Linked DNA regions of Mus musculus: region 1 is linked to region 2. Evidence: chromatin loops called from intact Hi-C (ENCODE). Cell type or tissue: heart. All regions are shown on one strand. Each heading gives the region's core, and the rest is flanking DNA. Links, peaks and the distances in the headings are about the cores only. Region 1 overlaps Cul1 (cullin 1). Region 2 has its middle 57 kb from the start of Cul1.

Region 1 (10,060 bases), core at 1-2,500, 130 kb before region 2:
GTGCTGCCTCAGACGACAGCTGTTAACCAGGGAGCCAATGTATTGATTTAAGTGCGGTAGCATGCAGCCTCAGCATGGAAGGTTCGGTTCCCCTCTGTCTGTGAGTTAGGGTAAATGGCATTGGCGTCTGTTTACAGACTGAAATGTGTCAGTCAGTCCTGAGCAGTCCTGCTGTAGCCTGAAACCAGCTGGTGGGAACTGTGGTCTCAGCTTTAAAAATGAAGGTCCAAATGGCGGCAGGCTGGCTGCTATGAACTTGAGTTGTTTCCATTTTATTCACTGGAACTATCTGCTTGTGGGTCATGCAGACCCTGCTAGATGGGTTAAGCCAAGTAACTGTAGGTGTCCTTCTCACCATCGACTCGCTCCAAATATTCTTTTTCGATGAGAATATCAATGCATTTCTGGGCATTGTTTTAGGAAGAAGAGGGAGTTAAAGGGGGAGAGAAATGAAAATAACCATCAGGAAAGAGGTCTGTCACCCTCACCACAGTTACCCTCCACTGAGCTCAGCAGGAAGCAAATTCAACCTGTCTATTGTCCTGAACCCACCTGAACCTTCAGCAACACCTGTGGGTGACTGCACCCCCACCCACTCCAAACTGCCCTGTGCATTAAGAAGGCAAGGGCTCTAGCACATCTAGGCCACAATCTCCCTTTTTAACAAAGCCTGGCTGCTTCTGGGCAGGACTCTGCTGTCACAGGTCAGGAGCACAGGATGGGTGAGTCAGAACTTGAAGAACATGCTAGCATGGTGCTAATAGCTCCTGACCACTGAGGACTCACCATGCATCGCCATCCCTGGGTTCTCCAATGGCTGTGGCTTACCCAAGTCGTTTCAGAAAAGGAAAGGTCTGCTGAGTTATTGCCATCAGAAAACTTGGCAAATGAGATCATTAGTCCCCTAGATACAGGGGAGTATGTTCCTGCTCGGAAGCAGAAATGGACAAGTATTTCCCAACAATGCAGCCCCAATGAGTCCCCTCATACTGCCAGGTGGGTTCTCAATAGAGAACACTGTACACCACTTCCCACCAGGCAAAATCAGCCAAGGCTGCAGGACAGCTAGCTCATTGCCAGAGAAACATAGGATAGGGGAGGAACATGTGACTTCTTGGATGCCTGTGACGTACTCCTCATCAGAATATCAATTATAAAAGTATATTTATGACACATATGCCTCTTATATTTACTTCAAGAATGAAGTTAGCTGACTTTCCTTTGTTGAAGTTTTTTGTATGAATGAGTAAGCCAGTTCCCATTTTCATGAAACAGCCATTAATCCTTCTGCTACAAGTTTCCTAACCATGCTCTGTAATTCCTGTACCTTGATCACCGGGACCCGAGGTTTGAACCTGGAGGAGAGCTGAGTGAGGACTTCACCAAGTAACTGCTGGTGTTTCAGGACCTTCCTCATTTTCATGATTCTCACGATGGCCGCCTATGCAATCAACAAGAAAAACACATGCTTAGAGGTTTAACAGCTGAGCATGAAAGTTCAAGGCAGCCTGTACCACCTCATACTCAACTTCCATGCTAGGGTAACAACTATCCTACAGGTCAGGGAGGGTACAAGCAATCAGCTCTATCCATCAGCTTTATCCATTAAAATGTTTTGTCTAAGGGGCTAGATTGATGGTGCAGTGGTTTAAGAGCACTGAGGTCTTCCAGAGGACCTGGTTTCAGTTCCCAGGACCTATGGAGTAGCTCACAACCAAAGAGATGCAGCATCCTTTCCTGGCCTCTGGGGACACCAGTAGCATACATGAACCCTATCTATATGTGACTACATATAGACAAAACATGCATATACACTAAATGTAAATCTTAAATATTTTGGAGGGGCTAATTTTGGCCAACTATAAAGCACTAAAGAATAAAGAAAAAATGGATCTCTAAAGGAATAGAAGGTCCCCTTCCCCCCAATCTCCTGTTTCTTTAATCTGCCACATATTACCTGCTTCCCAATACTTAGGCAAGAAGATTAGACTACTTTTGTTTGGAACATAAAATACTTCATCCCTCAGACACCAAGTGCTGGCTTCAGGCATTGTCATCTTTGGCCATCACCGAACTGTCATTCTGGCAGCGTTTGAGCACATACAAGGCCAGCACGTTTCCCTAAGTGTACAGTGCAGACATGGTTCAGTCACCTGAATCAGTAGTTTGCGGTCTTCCTCTATATTTTTGTGTGTAGTTTCTTGTTCCTGCTTCTGTTCAGTTTTCATTGGTACATTGATATTAACCCTCAATTTCTTACTGTCAAGATAACAGAGGAAACAGGTCATTGAAAAGTCTGCTTCCTGTCTTTCAACTACACGTTTTGCATCCCTGGACTGGGCAGGTGGTTCACACCCATCTCTTCTATATCATTTCTCATCATTTCTACTGCTACCTGCGAACTGCCCCTCCACCAATGCTATGTAATTTTACCACAGAGGGATGACTGAAGTGACACTTGACCCCTCAATTTAGTGAATTGTAATAACACCAAAATAACTTGATATAAAGGTCTAAACATGCCATATGAGCCACTCAAGACTTATTTTCAAGATAAAGAAAATCAAACTCAGCATTAAAAGCAGAGTCCAGTTCCCCTGGCTCGTGCCGATCCTGAAGTAGGCCAGTGCCAGGGGATAAGACCAGCAGCTACATGTTAGATTTTTCTTACTTTTTATAACCAAGATATAACTTTATTAAGGTGTCTGGCTTCAATTCCACCTCATCAACATTGGCATTTTCATCTTCTAAGACCTAGAAGAAAATAACTGTTACTAGGCACATCCTAGGGAAAGGGTGTCTTCTAGCTCAACACAAAGTATACAAACATACCAGCAATTTCGACTTCAGTAAAATCTGTAGGACTTGTGCCAAAATGTCCTGCAATCAGAGAAAGATGGTAAGCAAGGAGGAAGAATACTTCTTTACAGTGCCTGTCCCAGAGGCCCAGCCTCACAGAAATGGTCATCACCTCAAAGCAGAACTAGTCAGAGAAAGTGACATGGCTTGTTCTTTATGGCCTGAAGCACCCACTATTCAAAGGCAATAATAATGCAGTTTCCCACAAACACTGGACACAATATATGGCCTGCTTCTTCAATGAAACCTACAGGAAATGATTCACTTCTTCGATGTCTGAAGGTTCATAAGACATTTATGTGGTGCTGTGGATCAAACCCAAGGCTTTGTGTGCCAGGCAAGTGTTCTACCAGTAAACTACACCCCTGAACATGCGAACGAAGCAGTAAGGAGCTTCAGCAGAACCAAAGTTGCACTGCATTCATGAACATGCTGAGACTTGGAGGCAGCTGACTTGCTGCCAACTTGGCTTTAGTTGGCAATTCAGTGCATCATATGACCTCTGTAGTTATTAGCTGCTCTGGTGATTTCCAGAACCATCAAGCCTCATGGCATGGGGACTTAACTTTCTCACCTGCACTCTTAACCAAGGCTCCCATGCTGTCAGAGAAGTGACAGCTATGCACTGGGGTCTGGAGGAGGGCAGCTAAAGACCCATAAGGTAATTCTAGTAATACAAAGAAGTAGAAAGATTGGTGTGGCATCGAGGAGAAGGCCAAGCAGAGACTAGAGAGGCAGACCTGTCAACCCTTCCAACCAGCCAGCAAAAAAAAAAAAAAAAAAGTAGGTTTCATTGAAATTTAAAAAAAAAAAATGCATGTACAGCAGTGTACCCATCAGTAAGTACACATGTCAACTAAAAAATTAAATGGGGGCAGGGACCACTTCTTAACTGGTGGAGTACTTGGCTAGCATGCCCAAGGCCCTGGATTCAATCTCCTGCACTGCATAAAAACGGGTGTGGAGCATGCCAGTAATCTATCACAGATACACAGATGTATGTACAAAGACAGGACAGTAAGTTAGTTTAAGGCATTCTCTACCTACTCAGTGAATCTGAGGTCATCCTAGAGTACAGGTGACTATTTCAACAACAGCAACAGAAAATCCCAACCAAACAAAAAATAAAGTGAATGAGGAAAGTTAAAAAATCTTTTATCTGCTTCCCAGCACTCACGTGAAAGCTCAGCCTTGTCTGGAGTGCTATGGGGAATAAATGAGTGAATCCCCAAGTCTTACTGCTGTGCAGCCTAGCTGAATGGATAAGCTCCAGATTCACTGACAGACGCTGCTTCAAAGAAAGAATGACATGTGCACCACAGTGACATCTACTTCTAGTCTCCAACACGTGAATACAAACAAGTACATATATCTACACACACACACACACACACACACACACACACACACACACACACACACACAGAGATAGAGACAGAGACAGACAGTGACTGACTGGGTTTAAAACAGCATTTCAAGGGACAGTGGTGGTAGCACACACCATTAAGCCTAGCACATGGGAGGTAGAGTCAGGCAGATCTCTCTGAGTTCATAGCCAGCATGGATTACAAAGAGAGTTCCTGGATAGCCAGGGCTACACAGAGAAACCCTTAAAAAAAATAGAGCATCTCACACTGTCCTTATAATGCTGACAAAAGAGAGCATTTCTTAACACCCTTATGAAACTGGCATAAAGGTTTATAAGGACACAGCTGGAACTGGCCACCACCATCACAGGTGCTGGCCACCATGCCTGCCTGAGAACCCATGTTTTCTCCAAAACAATTTGCTTAAATACTATAAAGTTATAAAGTCGTGATAGTGGCACATGGAGCTTTACACCCTAGACCTTAGTACCACCAGTACCAGGAATGTGCTGGATGCTCCTCACACAAGTTTGAGACTAGTCAGGTTAACTTTTGGCTCAAGTGAACCTTGCCCATTATATAAACTTCTCTGACTCAACCATGAGAACTCAGTGGTCCTGTTGGCATCCAAGGTGTCAGACACCCCAGTGAAATGCTCTCTGTGGATCTATCTGGCCTGGTCTTCTGGTGCCTTGGTCAGAGTTTACTGCTTTTACTTTTTTCTCCATGCTGCTAACATCTAGTAAGCCAAAGAAACCCATGTCCTCTCCCCCTTTCCACAACATCCCAATGAACAAAGAAGAGGCAGCTTGAGAGTATAGCGTGAGTACCAAACAGTGGAAATACCATTTTAATCTGAGTGCTGTCAGTCAACTGCTGCACAGTATAGGCGTCTTCTGTGTTATACTGAAGCAGGATTGCCATCTGAAATGTGGACGCCTTCGTGGTCCAGAGGAAAGAAAGAGGAAATGTGAAAACATGGGAAAGGTACAACCTGCTTTCATGAAAAGCATTCTTCAGAGGCAAAAAAGGAGAGGGAATACAAAATGTCACAACCAGGGGAATGGACATTTTTCTTAAAGATACCTTTCAAACACTGAAAAGACTCATTTTTCTCCTGAAATGTACCCTATATAAGCATAAATATATGAGCATACCTATAATATAAACATACACCAGGTATAGAGACATTAATTATAAGTTTAATTTTTATGCATAGTAGAACAAAAATTATTTTGGGGATGCATACCATTTATACATTATGTGTATGTTTAAGTTGCCAGAGACCTCCACACCAGGTATAATGGTTACTTAATTAACTTATCAATGTGGAAGTACAAAGGTTAAACTAGTGAGTAGTTTTCGTCACATACTCTACAGTTTAATTACCATTACCAGCTCACTACTGAGACCTTTTCAAGGAATGAAGTAAGTTTTACTTGTGAAACACACTGAGTACAGAAGTGAGAGTAGAAGGAACCTAGACTTTGAACCACAGTTAACTGGACCCCAGCTTTTGTAGAAATGCAATCAGCCCATAGCTGTTATTACTAGGCACTGCACACTGCTAGACGTGCTAGGGAGTCTTATCACTGTGAGGCTGCAGAGAGCTCTGACTGGAACTAGAGAGTGAAATGTCATCTTTTAAATTTGTCACCCCAGCATGTCATGCAAACCTACCAAACCTATCAAAGATCACTTCTATGGTGTAAGCAAACACTGCTAACTCAGTGGAGGAGAAACCTGAGGCTCAGAGTAAGGAAGTGACTTGCATCTATAGTCAGAGAAAATGAGTTCAGCTCACCTGCCCATGACAAGCATGCTTTACTCCCTACATGGCTTTGTCAGAGAATGAACTGCATCCCACTGCATGAGCTATCTAATTGGGTTTCTATAAGTTGTCTTATCATCAATTAGTACTCAAATATTTTACCCAAATAAAAAGATTTTACCTGCAAAGTGTATCTGTTTTTGAAGCAGTTAGTGACTAGTTCCCCTTTGGACAGTTGATACAACCATGTCAATTTTCTGCCACTGTGACGGCTGGCGTAGAAAGCTGTAAATCGCTGATAACTGCGCTCCAACTAGATGAAAGAACAGCACTATGCGGCATCCATGGCTTTCCATTCTACAGTCAGCATTTCTAAATAAAAGTCCCTGCCCCAAGTTCTGAGAACAAAATCAGTGCTTACAGAGAAGTGAACTACAAATGCCGGGGACCGTCTCGTGAACACTTTAAGACTGCAGAGTGAGTACCAAAGCAGGTTTCTACCTCATGCCCAGTAGGTACATCAAGAGTTTACCATGTAACCAGTGAGACTCTGCTTGTCGGGAATAAGTCAACACTGTTTGCTGCAACAGAGAGCCTTTCGCTATTTAACACAGGCCCATTTCACATTCCCCACAAACAGTGCACTGACTGCTTACACAGCACTTCGGTCAGCACACTAAGGTCAGGCAGCCCTTTTCCCTCTTGCCAGCTGAAAGAGACCAAGAAACAAAACCAAAACTATCCTTACCTCTGACGGCAAGGCAAACGTGCAAGACTGCTGAAAGGGCCACGATCCAGAACTCAGGACCTGAATACTGAAGTCCACTGTGGGAAGGAACACATTTAATTACTCTACAAATTTTAAAATTCTATTGTTACACACACACACACACACACACACACACACACACAAGAAATAGTCAAAAGATTTAAAAATTCATTACAAGTCTAGTAGGCTACACATACACAGTGAGATGTCCTAGATCAAAACTTCAAACCAAAGGTTGAAGAACCTAGCAACTGTTGTCCTCCAGGGCAATGGTTTTCCACTTTACTGTCAATATAGAGTTTCTAAGCTGATCTGCCTTGATCAATTTTATTTTTTCCCCTTCTGGATATGAAGTTCAGCATGCACAAGCAATGGATGGTGACCAGGAATGATTGATTTAACAGACCCAAATACAAGAAAATGGAAAGCACAAGAGCAAAGCACTACCTCCACCACAACTTGTGTACCATGTACTACTGTCAAGACCGACAGTAGAGACTTCTGGAACCTATTAATTAGGACACTTTCATTTTCACAGATAACGTAGATGTCCATTAGCAATACAAGCTTAATGATGACAGCAATTTTGATTTGGGAAGAATAAAATTCTCCAACTTTCTTCAAAAACAAGTAAGAGAGAGAAGAAAGAAATGTATTCAAACTCAGGTTCAAAGGCACAACAAGCCCATGGATCAGCACAGAGCGAGGCAGACCTGACTGGTCTCACTCAGCAAAGCTGCCACCATCCCATCTGGGTGTCAGGAGGAGGAGAGAGCACTTGGAAGGAAACGCCTGCTTCTAAGTCTTGGAAACTCTGACCCCATTTACCACCCTCACTCCGTATTATGTCACTTCTCTCATCTGCTACCAAGAGCCCAAAGAGCCCTGCTATGAGCACTCAGTACTCACAGTCCAGCGGTTCTGAATTCGTCAGGTGTTTTTTGAACTGTTCATTCAGATCTTTGCTTACACCAATGTCTTGAAACATTCGCTGAAGTTTGGAAGTGTACTCAAAACCACAAGCTTGCTGAAATAAACCCAGGCAACTGTCTCATTAATTTGTATAGAAACATGAATGTATGCAATGCATATAAGGGATTTTTAGAGAAATCACAATACAATATATTTTTTCTTAAGTTCTTTGAAGCTATTACTAAGATTTAGTCATATCTTATGGCATAAATATATACAGATTAAAGTTTTATGTTCTAAAAGACCATTAAAAGTTGGACAATTGGGTCTTCAATATGCAGTAAACATATTGCAGCATTTAAAGCTGCAATTTAAAGAGATTACGATAGGAAATAATTTAGAAACAGGTGGAATGTTGCACATCTGAAAGCACCGTACTCAGCAGGAAGAGGCTAGCCTGGGCTGTCAATGACCCTCAAGCCAAACCCTTCCAATAGCCCAAATAATCTGCTAGTCCCTTATTCTACCACTAAACTGTCTTTTTTTAGAATGTGCCTGCTGAAGTTTAAACCTCTGGTGTGGAGGTATCTGAAGATGAGTCCTTGTGCGTTCATGAGTGTAGGGTGCCTCTTTAAGAGGATGTTACCCTGTGAGTAATGGGCCAAACAGTGGTTGACTGAGAGCCAGGAGAGCCTGCTTCAAAAACAAGATCTAGATTTTTAAGACTTCTGAGTCCCCAGAATGGAGAGTTCATTTCTTTGCCTAAGTTTCCTGGCCCATGGTATTTTGTTTTGGCAGTCTGAGCTAAGAAAACCACTAAGCATTCACACAGAGCCAACAAGGCTGGATGTGTGGGAAGCAGGTGAGGATGTGGCAAAGGTGAGCAGAGCCTGGCCAAGGAAGGGCTACATGGAACAGAAGAACCCTAAACAGGGTGGCAGAGGAAGGAAAGCACCGGAGGCCTGGCTGGAAAGCAGGTCTCACACTGCACGAACCAAGTCAATAAACCCTGAGGAAATTGGGATTCTCCAGGAAAAGAATAGTACCTTTAACTTGGAGATCATGCTTGCTTCAGCATCGTCACTCGCACTGTTTTGATGTACCAGTCTCTTGGCAAGCATCTTTGCATAGAACTTCTGAAATACATCTTTGTCCTCGATGTACTTGAAGACCACCATCTGGCAAAGCCAGGGAAAGAACACCTTAGTGAAACTAACTCACAAGCCCATTTGTCTCTAGCTACCTCCAGGAGCTGCTTGGTTTTGGGTGGGCCTATGTTCTAACCTGGCACAAACTCACCCTGAAATGTTCACAATAAATAGCGCCATCCATTCCTTAAATCCCAGTTGACTGGACTAGACTTAGTAGCAAGAAGCAAAGTACTAAGGCTGGAGAAATGGCTCAGAGGATTAGGGTACTTGCTGTTCTTGCAGAGGACCTGAGTTCCATTCCTAGCACATGGTGGCTCACAACCATCTCTAGTTCCAGGAGATAGAACACCCTTCTGACTTCCTCAGGCACAAGCACACATGTAGTACATATACATACATGTACACAGGCAAAACACTCATATGCATACAATAAAATAATCTTTGAAAATTTAAAACAAAAAAGAAGCGAAGTACCAACATTAAAAGTAAAATTTAGGAGTAAAACCATAAATTCGAAATCAAAATACTTATGACTTTGCATATTTCAGGCCCAATATAAAAAGAGCCTTACAAAGGGCAATGGGTGTGGCCATGAAACACCTTACCACTTGATTGAGGGTGTCTTCTAGTTCTGCCTCTTCTGGGTTCTTGGAACTGAAATTTAAAAGGGCAAGGTGTTTACAAACAAGCAAGCAGACATGCACACATACCACTCTGCCAAACTAGCAGTATCCCACGTGGCTTCAAGTATTTAATAATGAGTTCTCAGATCAGCTGGTGAGCTAGGGGAGGTCACTTTCCTCTCCTAAGGCAATCTGGCAGCCTCACATTGTACCCCATCATGGAAGAGATTACAAAATAGCCACTAGGATATCTAAGATGAAAACTGACAGAAGTTAATTATAATATTATGAAGTTTCCCTTCAAGACAACCCATTTAAATATCAGTAAGTGAGCTGCATTCTTACAATTGCTCCCTACAATCTGAGATAGCAAGTGACCTTACCCAATGTTTCCCCACCACGTACAAAGCAGGTAACACAATTCTCCCAATAGTGAGCTGTTTCGGTTTTGCTACTGATCTACGCCCACAGTCTGAAGATGCTGCATGGCCTACCTTTTGTACAATTATTTTCCAGCTCACTGATGATGACTTGTTAACTTAAAAAATAAAAAGGGTTTATGTGTATGTGTGTATGCCTGCTTGTCTGTATGAGCACCACATATACAC
Region 2 (11,360 bases), core at 5,213-7,712:
GCCTGTTTCCCTAAAGGCTGTACCTAGTCTCTTTTAGCTGGTTTATAATAAACTCTTAAGAGACTGTTATACATGCACACACATAATACATTGAGAGAGAGAGAATGAATATGAATGAGAGAGAGAACTTTTTCTAGTTCCTTTAGTAACTTAATGTCTGTTTTGGGCCCTACGTTTTACCAAATTGAAGTAAACTCACTAGGGCTCCCCATCACTTCAGGGGTCATTCTTAATTCTAGGGACTTACATTATCTAAAAGCATTAGGGGGGCATCTTTCTGGTCATGCCTATCGTGGTCAGCACTACCTGCTGGGCACTCTTACACCCTGTTCTCTCTCTATCAGCACATGCAGGCAGCTGTGGCAGTAAGCTCTTCAGTCTAACAGTGTCTATCAGGGTTGTAACTTTAATTTTTTTCAAATCCTATTTTTAATGATGGTTCTTAAATGATTTAACCTTCCTGTAACCGACCACCCACCAGAGGTAGTGGGAAAAAAAGGATTCAGGGGAAATGGACCTGTTTAGAAAGGTTCTTTGGAGCAACTCTCCTCTATGTTGTCTGGAAATCAGCAGTTCAGTTCACAGGTTAGCAGGCAGTGGCAGCTTGAGCCACTCACAAATACCTCATGGATATAGCAGCCATCCAGTTTGGTAGAGTCAGGTTAGCAACAGTGGTGACAGAACGTAGTGGAGACAGCATGAGTCTTGCTTTGTGCATCTAATTAGCCCAGGTCCTTGGAAGTAGCAAGAAACTGCAGCGCACCACCAGAAGTTTTTTTGGTACATTTGTCTCCATGGCATCCAGACAAATGCAGCTCAACTACACATTGTAAGGTGGAGCAATATGTGTGTGTTGTAGCAAGGAATCTTTCATCACGTGTCCTTTCTTGTACTTGCTTTAGCAAATGTCTTCTGGACATGGCCAAATCATGACACTGGAGAAGGCATAACAACTGTGGCTGCCTGAACATGAGCGAGCCAGCACACAGCCCAGCATGGAGGAGCAGCTCGTGAACGCTCACCCTTACCTAAGGAGCTGCTGACAGCTGAGGGACAAAGAGGCGGGTCTTTGTTTGTTTGTTTGTTTGTTTTTCTTTTTTTAGAGTGTGGCCCTGGTGGGTTGTTTCTTAGGGTAGCTCCATACTCTCGAGTATATGGACAGTTTGCATTCAGTGAGTTATAAACACCACCACCAATAAAGACTAGGAAATTGGGAGGGAGTAGGAAGATGGGTAGATTTGGGAAGGGGAAGCGCGGGAATGAATATGATCAACATATACCATGTGTATGAGTGAAATTCTCAAAGAGCTAAAAAATATTATATCAGACACACACACACACACACACACACACACATTGTTAGGCAAAGCAGACTCATGTGCCCCTCCCTAAGCTAGCTAGTCAGCTCTGGTTGTAGGATAAGGAAGGTTTTCAGGAAAAGGACTGTGGCTTGCATTGGTATAAGCAGGAGATACTTGGGGCTTTTTTCTTTTCTTCTCTTTTTTAGACAAGGATTCATGTAGGCTAGGTTGGATGTATCAGGTAACTGAGGATGACTTGAACTTCTTGTCCTCTTTGCCCCAAGCCCCAAATCATTGAGATTACAGTTGTGTGTTACCACACCTGCTTTATGCAGTGCCAGGGATTGAACTCAGGACTTTCTCCTATCCTAGACAAGCACTCTATCAATTGAGCTACAATGCCCAGCAGCTGTTGTTTGTAACTTTGGGGCTGCTCGTGAATCCTATGCTTCTATTTATACTCATGTTTGTCTTTGCTTTGAAAGCACAAACAGCTATGATCCCTGCAGGGCCCCATGCTAGCATCCAATTATTATATCTGCTTTAGGGGGTTCCAACTGTCACAGGCCTGAAAATCAGGGCAGCTCCAGTGTGTTGGCAAAGGATGCTTTTTAACCATCTGTACCTTGCATTTTAGTTTCACATAACCTTTTATATAGATTTGGAAAACTCTAGCAATTGCCATTCAGTCTTTTTCAGAATGAGAAATACTATGAATCTGGATTAAAATAGTATAGAACTGGAAACAAGGTATTGCCAGCTTTGCGCGTGTGGCCCATACCACAGCATCTCATTCAACCAACTACTTTTATTCTATTGTGCCGGCTAGTTTTATGTCAATTTGACATAAGGTTGAGTCATATAAGAGGAGGGAAACTCAGTTAAGAAACTGTCTCTACAAGATTGGGCTGTGGGCATCTTGTAGGGCATTTTCTTAACTAGTGACTAACGGGAGAGGGCTAATGGTCCTGGCTGCTATAAAAAAGCAGGCTGGGCAAGCCAAGAGGAATAAGCCAGTAAGCTTATTAACCCCTCCACAGTCTTTGCACCAGCTCCTACCTCCAGGTTCCTTCCCTGAGTTCCTGTCCTGATTCCCTTCAATGATGAACAGTTTAAGTACTGTAGTTTAAGCCAAATAAATCTCTTCCTTCCCAAGTTGCTTTTGGTCATGGTGTTTCATCACAGTAATAGTAACCCTAACGAAGACACCTTCTATGTGCAATACAATGCTGTCAGACCCAGACCTTATTGCGTGTGAATTTAGCAAGAGCAATATGTCAAATTTAGAATTGAGCAATCAGAGAGAAAGATCAACAGAATCTGATGATCAACTGTCTCCCAACTGTTATGCATTTGTGGATACACAGTTCAATGTAGAGAATAACAGGTAAACAGCTATGCTTGCAGTAATGTCGTGGAAAAACACCACCTGGAGAGCAGAGGAGAAAGTAGCTACATCTGGCATGACTTGAAGAGGACTTGTGGAGAGATACCATGCTGGGTGAATCTCTAGAGATGACTAGAGATGCTACACAGCTCTCCTTTCCCTCATGTCCTGCTGTTCCAGGAGCCAGACTGGGTGAGCATCTTAGGCATGGCAGACATTCCAGGAGTGTCTCACCCTGTATACACAGGTCTTTCTTTGCACTCAGACTGGAAAGAAACTGTCCATGTTGCACAGGCTTAGGGAGAATACAACAATACCTACTAACTTCTAAATATTTATTTCCCGCCTCATATTAAAATTTTTATTATATCTTTAAATTTTATTTATTTATATGTATGCTTGCACACATAACACTTGCATGCCCACAAGTACCATTGCCTCATGACACATGAGGAGGTCAGAGGACAACTTACTGAACTGGTTATCTCCTTCTACAACCTGGGTTCAGGAGATTGAACTATGGTCATCGGGTTGTGCCTCAAGCATCCTCATTGGACCTGGAGATGCAATATTTCCAAGTATTGCTTATAGTCAGCATTGTAATGATCCATCCTCAGAAAGTGACCACTGTTAGAGCGGAGCTGGTGAATTTTCTTCATCAGATGGTGGGGCTGTGTTTTAAATAGGGATTTTCTGTGAGCTCTGTCACTTGTTTACAATGAAGTCTGTCATCCATATAACTGCGGCTATTTAGAGTATGCATAGCCAGTTGTATGAGTATGTCAAGAAGAAACAATGCATTTTACACTTGGCTCAGAGGAAGCCATGTCCCTTAAGGTACCTTAATCTATGAAAAAAAAAGTTTCATTTGTTTTTATTCTACATGTGCAAGTGTTTTGTCTGCACACATATATCTATACTATGTGTGTGCCTGGTGCCTATGGAGTCTAGTAAAGGACGTTGAGTTCCTGGGTACTGGAGTTGTGGCTGGCTATGAGCCACTATATGGTTGCTGGGAGCTGAACCTGGGTCCTCTGAAAGAAGAGCAAATGCTCTTAACCACTGAGCAATCTCTCCAATCCCTGGTGACTTTTTTTTTTAATGACAAGAATTTAATTTAAATACTATCTATTTATATATAAAATGTTATGTTAAATGAAACATGAAATGTGTTTAAATGATTCCCTTGGACTCTTGCAAATATGAGATGCCAGGCGTGGTATCAAGGTGACTGACAGCTGTGGTTTGTGTGCTTGGAGTGTGAATCCCGAGGGTCTTTGTGTTGAGGTTTAATCCCTGTAGTAAGGTATTAAGAGGGCAGAAACTTAATGCAACTATGGTGTTTAGAGATGGGGCTTCTTGGGGGTAATTGATTAGATATGTCACCAGGGAGGAGATGCTATGATTGAATCTGGTAGCTTTGTAAGAAGAGGGAGAAAGACCATAGGACACATTTGTGGTCTTCCCATGTCTTGCCAATGAGATGTTATGTACATCTCTGCCAGAAGAAAGCCATTGCCATATGTAGCCTTATTCAACCTTCATTTTCAGAATTATGAGCTATAATGATCTTTTATTTTCTGGGATAGAGAGTTGGTTCAGTTGTTAAGAGAGCCCTTGTTGCTCTTGAGGAGGACCCAGGTTTGATTACCAGCACTCACATGTGGGCTATTTTGTAACTTCAGTTCCAGGAGATCTGATGCACTATTCTGTCTCTTTGGCTAGCAGGCAGGCATGTGATACACAGACGTTCATGAAGGCAAAACACTCATATGCATAAAAAAGTAAATCTAAAAACAACAATAACAACCAACCTAAAACACCCCCAAACAAAACAAAAAGCCCAGATAAATTTCTCTTGATAAAGTATTCTGCTTCTAGTATTTTCTTACAGTTATGGTACAGGATTAAGGCTCTGATTCATCTCAGTTTTAGCACTGAAAGCCTTGTGCTTAGGGCTCTAAACCACAAAGGAATTCTGCTGTCAAAATTCCACACTGGTCCTCTTGGGTTGCCATCTGCACACTGAATTAATCCTACACTAGCCTAAAAACTGAGTATTCAACTGGAGCAGAAGCTGATGTGTCTTGAGTGTCATTTGAAGAAATCTGTGATGCAATGAATATGACAATTGACTAAAAACGTCAACATTGAACTAATCCCAAATTGTTATGTATGAGAAAGGAGAAAATGAAGGAAGGAAACAGTACAAAAAAAAAAATGGGAGGAAGCACTTTGGAGGGCTGGACTCGCTGGCTGACATTTCTTCTGGAAAAATGCTTGTGTGTTTGTAAAAGACTTACAGTAAGGTCAGTGTGCAACCAAACCCAGCACAGAGACATGTGACCTTCTGATGTCCCACCCCTCCCTGCCCCAGATGACTCCCTACATGCCCTTTAAGGGGCTATTCTAGTTACATATTCTCCTGTATAGCATTTTAATCTTTCTATATGCCATGCCCTTTAGTGACTTTTTCTTAAATGACTTTTAATGAAAAATTTCAATCATACATAAAAGTTGAGAGAATATTACAGAGAACACTGATGTGCTCACCGCCTAGACTGGATAGGGAGGAGTTTCCAATCCTTGTTTAATTCCGTATCATTTGTCTCTCTGTCTTCTATATTTATATTTTGTATACCTACTGAAGCAAATTGCTTAGGCTCTAAACACTGGAGCCCCGCCCCCCCGGGTTAAAATTTAGAGACAATAAAATGTAAGTGATCTTAACTATATTTTTCCAACTAATTCTAACAGAAACCCCATGCCTGTGACTCGAGTTCTCATCAAGTCCTTGAATGTCACCACACTCTCAAAAGGCCCTCATGCCTCCCAACTTTTAAATACTATGCAGAAAGTTTTTCTGGACATAATTGTCTGTGTCTTCTGTGGGTGAGTTTCCATTTCTCTGGGGTGAATGAGGAGAATCAAAGAGGCTTTGTAAGCAGAGGCTCATAGGATGGTGGCATCACCACAGCTCACATAGTCTTCCCCCTCCTGTGTCTTGTTATTTTCTCCCTTTTTCTCCGTTTTCTTCCCTCCCTTGTCTTTCTTTTGTGAGCTATTTATGTCTGTTCTCTTCTGGCAGGGCATGAGGTTTTCTTAGCATTGTCTCACTCTCCAACACTCCTTGTGAGAGGCAGAATGAGAAGTCCTTGGTTCTGGGATGACATTCCAGATGTGAGGCAAGCTACTGTGTTCCTCAGTCATGGCACCGGCACCCAGTGGGTTGGAAGACATCCCTCCGGAGTTCCCTTTTTGTTCTATTATTCTGTGACATTCTGTGACCCATGCCCTTCTTTGAGAAGACACAAATCTGCCAGGAAACTAAGAGACGAGGAGGGCAGGAGATGGTGACCTTAGGATGGAAACGGAGAGGGCAAAACAGAAAGAGAAATGAACAAATGAACTTCTGTCCAGTTGTTTGGCCAGCCACACAGTGCTGGCATCTTCCTAGAGTGGGCCAGTTCCACCATGGCTCTGGTTCTCTCCTCATGGTCTCATGATCAGACTTCCCACATGGCCTAGGCTTATCCCCTGCTGCTGATAACATTTACAGTGTGAAATCACTCCATATTATTTTCGGTCTCCACTTTATGTGTGTGCAATGCTTCTCACGTCTTTTAAGATAAGAAGAAGAAATCTCAAGAGGCCTCTTGTTGCTCAAGGATGTCTATGCTTTTAATAAGGACTTTATGGATACCACCTTCTCTTTCCAATGGGATCCAGAAGGAGAGTAATGATAAGAGCGTTAGGTCCAAGAAGTGAGAACACATCTGAGCCAACACCATTCAAAATGTTGTCCAGAACCAAAACTTAAAAGCCAACCAGAACCTGGTCCCATAGCGCCCCCTGGCATACCTAATTGCAACTGTACCATTTATCTTGCCATCTCTAACGTGTTTTGATGTATTCACAATGCACTCATATTTCACAACGAATTAATTGTAGTTCAAAAGGAGCAGAGTTAGGCTTTCCACTCAGGATCTAAGCAATCATATAAGTGATTATTTTGTGTCTCTACTATACCAATTATGCTTATTGGATTCTAGCTAATTAAGTTATTTAACTCAAAGATAAGGGAATTGTAACAGACTCCAAAGATGGTTTGGGCTCTAGCTTTTAAATGACTGCCTCTCTGAGGTTGGAGTGTTTAGTTCCCTATGCTATGTGAGTAGATTGGCTCTCTTGAGTTGAATAAGCTGTTAAGCCATTCTGAGACTGTCAGCTCTAATTAGACTCTGGAGTGTGAGTTGCTGTGACTTTAAGACCACGAGGCATGCACCTGTGGAAGCTGAGCCACACAGATGCTTTGAAGAGAGACCCTGCCACAGCTGGATGGTATGCACCTCTTAAATCTGTCATCCAAAACTCCTCTGCCATTGAGGGAGGGAAGACCCTACACTACATTTAATGTTTAACTCCTTAGAAGAAAGGCTTTGGTAGACACAGCAAGAAAGCAGATCCCAAACTTGCCAGCTGCAGCAATGGTGAGATTCAAGACTCAATAATTTAGATCAAAGTCAAACCTGTAAATCTTGTGAGGAGAGAAAGGGGAAGCTAGGCAAATGTCTTGGGTTGAGACCAAGATGGAGTGAGTTGTGGAAGTGGATTAAAAAGTTAACAAGTGACTAAAGAGATGGCTCAGCCATTAAGAGCACTCACTGATCTTCCAGAGGACAGGGGCTGAGACTCAGTTTGCATATGGCAGCATACAATAGTCTGTAACTCCAGTTTCTGGTTGATCCAATGCCCTCTACTAGTTGTTCAGGGCACTGAACATATGTGGCGGTGTGAAAATATTCACGCAAGCAAAACAGCTACACCTATAATTTTTTAATCTCAAAAATAAAATAAAATAAAATAAAATGGAAAAGCTAACAGCAACTACCCATGTGGGGTTTCCATTCAAGCCTGTGTGTATAGTAACCACTCCTCCCAACAAACCCACTCATGTTAGTGTCCTCACCTCCTTGACAATTTTGAGAAGTCCATTCAGAAATATAGTTGAAAGGGGGCTCTTTTAGTTTATTGAAATGATAGGCTCTTAGGTTTTAAAGATGGTAGTTTCCTCTGACTGGCAGCAATTTCCATAGAGGAGTAGGAGTGGAAGCCCTCTGCCTTTTCAGTAGCTGGAGGCAGCTATATTCGTCCTGAATGCCACAGTATCTGCTATAGTCTGTTCTTTGAGCTGCTCAACTCCAACTAGTTCTCCGAGGAAGTTTGCAGGATTCGGGTTGGTGGTATTTGTAACTGATCTTAAGGTTACTTCTGGGAGTCTCCTTCCTTCTGTACTATTCATGCTGGATTTCTTCCCCTTGGTTAGCATTCCTGTTGACCTGTGAGGCTTCACTAATTCAGTAATTTGATTCCCCACTCACCTGAAAAATACAAGCTTCTAGATACTTTGATCTTAGTCCATGTCCATTCATTTAGAAAATGGCATGGGAGTATTGGGGTATACTAGTGTGTTTTCTGACTGCCAGACATAGGCCACATATATTTAGCACCAGACCTACCTACTTACTTCCTACTGATAGTTAAAGACAGTTTTCCCTTACAATGAAGTTCACTGCTTTCCTTATCTGCTGGTCTCTTAGTGAGAGTCACTGGAGGCAGCTATGGCGTAGAGCTTCAGGGAGACCCTCTAGCTGTGTCTTTAGCTAGAAGGTGCTTCCACCTCTGAAATAGGAACTGTACATTGATATTTGTGGAGAAGGAAGCACACACTTCCCTGCTGTGTGACTGGAGGTGACAGCAAGTAGATTACTCCTATTTCCATCCCTTCAACCCTAGAACCATGAATTCCATCTAATGAGAATACAGTGATACAATGGCTTATGTTTGGAGTATTTTACTGCATAGATGATGATTCCCCATGGTGAGGCCCATGGAGATCTCAGCCACACCCTTAACAGACTTCTATTGCTCCTCAAGGAAACAGCTTTGTTTGTTTGTTTTTTGTTTTTGTTTTTTGTTTTTTTTTCGAGACAGGGTTTCTCTGTATAGCCCTGGCTGTCCTGGAACTCACTTTGTAGACCAGGCTGGCCTCGAATTCAGAAATTCACCTGCCTCTGCCTCCCGAGTGCTGGGATTAAAGGCGTGTGCCACCACACCCAGCTTGGAAACAGCTTTTTGACAAGATGGCATGCAACCACTGATACAGCATCTTTGCTATGAAGTGCATCCTTTGGTTCTGCTTTGTGGTCCAAAACTGTACTTTGGTAGGTAAAACCCCTTAGATTTGTGTATAAGAATGCTTCCTAGAGACACTGAGGGAACTGAGCAGGTGCATTCATTTGTCATTCTAACTATGCATGCCATGGGGCCAGATCGTCAAGACCCTGCTACTGTGACTTCTTCACCATGATGGACTGTACCTTGAACTGTCAGCTAAAATAAACCTTAACTTGCTTTTCTCAGGGTATTTTATCATGACAACATGAAAGGACACTAAGACAGAGACTGCTATCAGAGGGGAGGTTGTTCCTGAAATTATCATGTTGTGCTTAGGCCTTAGGAACTGGTTTGTCAGAGTAAAGAAGCTTGGTATGTGGCTCAGTGGTGTGAGAGTCTAGATTCAATCTCAGTACCTCCACAAGTGATTAAAAAGCTCCCCCAACTACTTTGATGTAAAGCATATATGTGTGAACTCTTTAGAGCCGTGTTTTGAAGGCACCTAGTGGTAAATCAGTCGTTTGTGCCTTAGTATTGTTTTAGAACCATACTATTGCTTTTACTCTTTGCAGGTGGGGATATTCAGGGCCTTGGTTCTTGGCCTAGATTTCAACTCCTTTGAAGGTTTTCCACCATTGTATTTTTATACATTATGGGTTTGCTATCCGGTGTCCATATCACAGTGAACCAGAATTACTTCTCTTTTTCCTTGTGAATTCTGTAAGAACATAGCCTGTATTTAATTAACTCTTGTAACTTTTAAATTTTATTTTATGTGAATGGGTGTTTTGCCTTCATGTGTGCCATGTGAGTGCCTGGTGCCTATGGAAGACAGAAGAGGGCATTGGATTCCTTGGAACTAGAGTTGCAGATGGTTTTAAGTCACCTTGTGGATGCTGGAAACTGAACCAGGGTCCTCTGCAAGAGCAGCCAATATTCTTTGTTTTTTTTTTTTTTGTTTGTTTGTTTTTTGTTTTTTCGAGACAGGGTTTCTCTGTATAGCCCTGGCTGTCCTGGAGCTCACTTTGTAGACCAGGCTGGCCTCGAACTCAGAAATCCACCTGCCTCTGCTTCCCGAGTGCTGGAATTAAAGGCGTGCGCCACCATGCCCGGCTAAGAGCAGCCAATATTCTTAACTGGCGAGCCAACTCTACAGACCCACTTTGTTTAGCTTATGTGGTTATAATCACATGGAATTTGCTTGTAAACAACAGTGATGGCATTCTTTAGCAAGTGTATTTCTTGCTGCTCTTTCTCTTGGAGAGTGTAGTTATAGTATCTATTGGTGCATGACTGGGTTTCTATCTTGTATTAGCTGCTCTTGGTCGCTTTGCTAATATTTTCAAATTCCTATTTCTTTAAATTAATAGGTACCTGTTGCAGAAGAGGTCCTGAGTGTTGCAGAATGTCTGTGTGGATATAGCCACACCTACTTCATATGCTTCTTAGCTACTCTATTAGTCAGGGTTCTCTAGAGAAACAACTTAATAGAATGAATCTCTCTCTCTCTCTCTCTCTCTCTCTCTCTCTCTCTCTCTATGTATGTATATATATATATGAATGAAAGGCTTACAAGGCTATGATCCAGTAAACCCAGCAATGGCTGCCTGTGAACAGAAAATCCAAGAATCCAGAAGTTTTTCAACCACAAAACCCTCAGCTGGTTCATGCTAGATTCCCAAAGAAATAGGCTCTAATGCCAGTGAAGGAATGCACTTGCTAGCAAGGCCAGAGCAAGCAGGCAAAGAGCAAATGTTCCATCTCCCATGTCCTTATATAATCTTCCAGCAGAAAATGTGGCTCAGATTAAAGGTGTGTCTTCCTGTCTCCAGATCCTGGGCAAGAGTGTGTCTTCCTACCTCAGAGGTCTGGGCTAGAAGTATATTTACCCACTTCAAAGAAGGCAAAACAATCCCTCACAGGTGTGCCCCATTAATTCCAGATGTCATCAAGATGACAACCAAGAATAGCTAACTTGCACCTTTAAAGTGCCCATTCAGGAGTTCCTTGCCTACTTTGTTCTTAGATTGTCCCCTAAATAATCTCTGTTTGGGGGGCTTGTCCTAGTTTAAACTTGATATATCTGGCTATTCATTTTCAGACTTCCACCCATCATTGAATCCTCTTTTCTGACTTTTTGCCTGGCTTTTGGCATCTTCAAGCAACTGACCTCAGTTCAACCTGCCTTTGGCTTTGTTTCCCTGCTTGACAGGATGTGAAGGAACCGAGTTCTTCTGAAGAGAGACTGGCCCAGTGCAGTTCGCCTGAGGGAAAGCTGGCATCTTGGCAGGGAGTAGACAGGTGTACTGTATTTTACAAATGTGTATTTTAACTCTACATGAGCATTGCTGTGATGCTTTGTCAACTTTTATTGTAAAACATTCCTTTTGCCAATATTGAATGGATTGCTCAGGAAGTAAGAAAAACAAAAGAACGGTTGTCTGTCAGTAATTAAGATCTGCTTTGCTTTTAGTGTTTTCTTCTTCCAACTTCCT

What was found. A loop is a pair of places that touch in the nucleus more often than their neighbours do. Peaks named below come from ENCODE experiments on the same cell type or tissue, not always from the same donor. Only the 100,000 strongest peaks of a DNase experiment are listed, where the experiment ranks them.
Region 1: a loop joins it to region 2, with 1.8 times the contacts of the local background. A loop is called at or near these places in 2 of 42 quality-filtered maps.

Annotation. Positions count from the first base shown.
Region 1 is chr6:47,515,898-47,525,957 of GRCm38, reverse strand. Cul1 (cullin 1) reads right to left here. Exons shown (of 22, transcript NM_012042.4): 12 at 9,435-9,483; 13 at 8,725-8,856; 14 at 7,676-7,793; 15 at 6,746-6,822; 16 at 6,179-6,310; 17 at 5,073-5,165; 18 at 2,833-2,880; 19 at 2,672-2,754; 20 at 2,154-2,259; 21 at 1,328-1,441; 22 at 1-404. The coding sequence ends at 324. Among named protein-coding and RNA genes, the nearest start is that of Cul1, 67 kb to the right of the region's middle. In heart, for the core only: no CTCF peak of the experiment used is centred there; no DNase peak of the experiment used is centred there.
Region 2 is chr6:47,391,325-47,402,684 of GRCm38, reverse strand. No RefSeq gene overlaps it. Among named protein-coding and RNA genes, the nearest start is that of Cul1, 57 kb to the left of the region's middle. In heart, for the core only: a CTCF peak has its summit at 6,539; no DNase peak of the experiment used is centred there.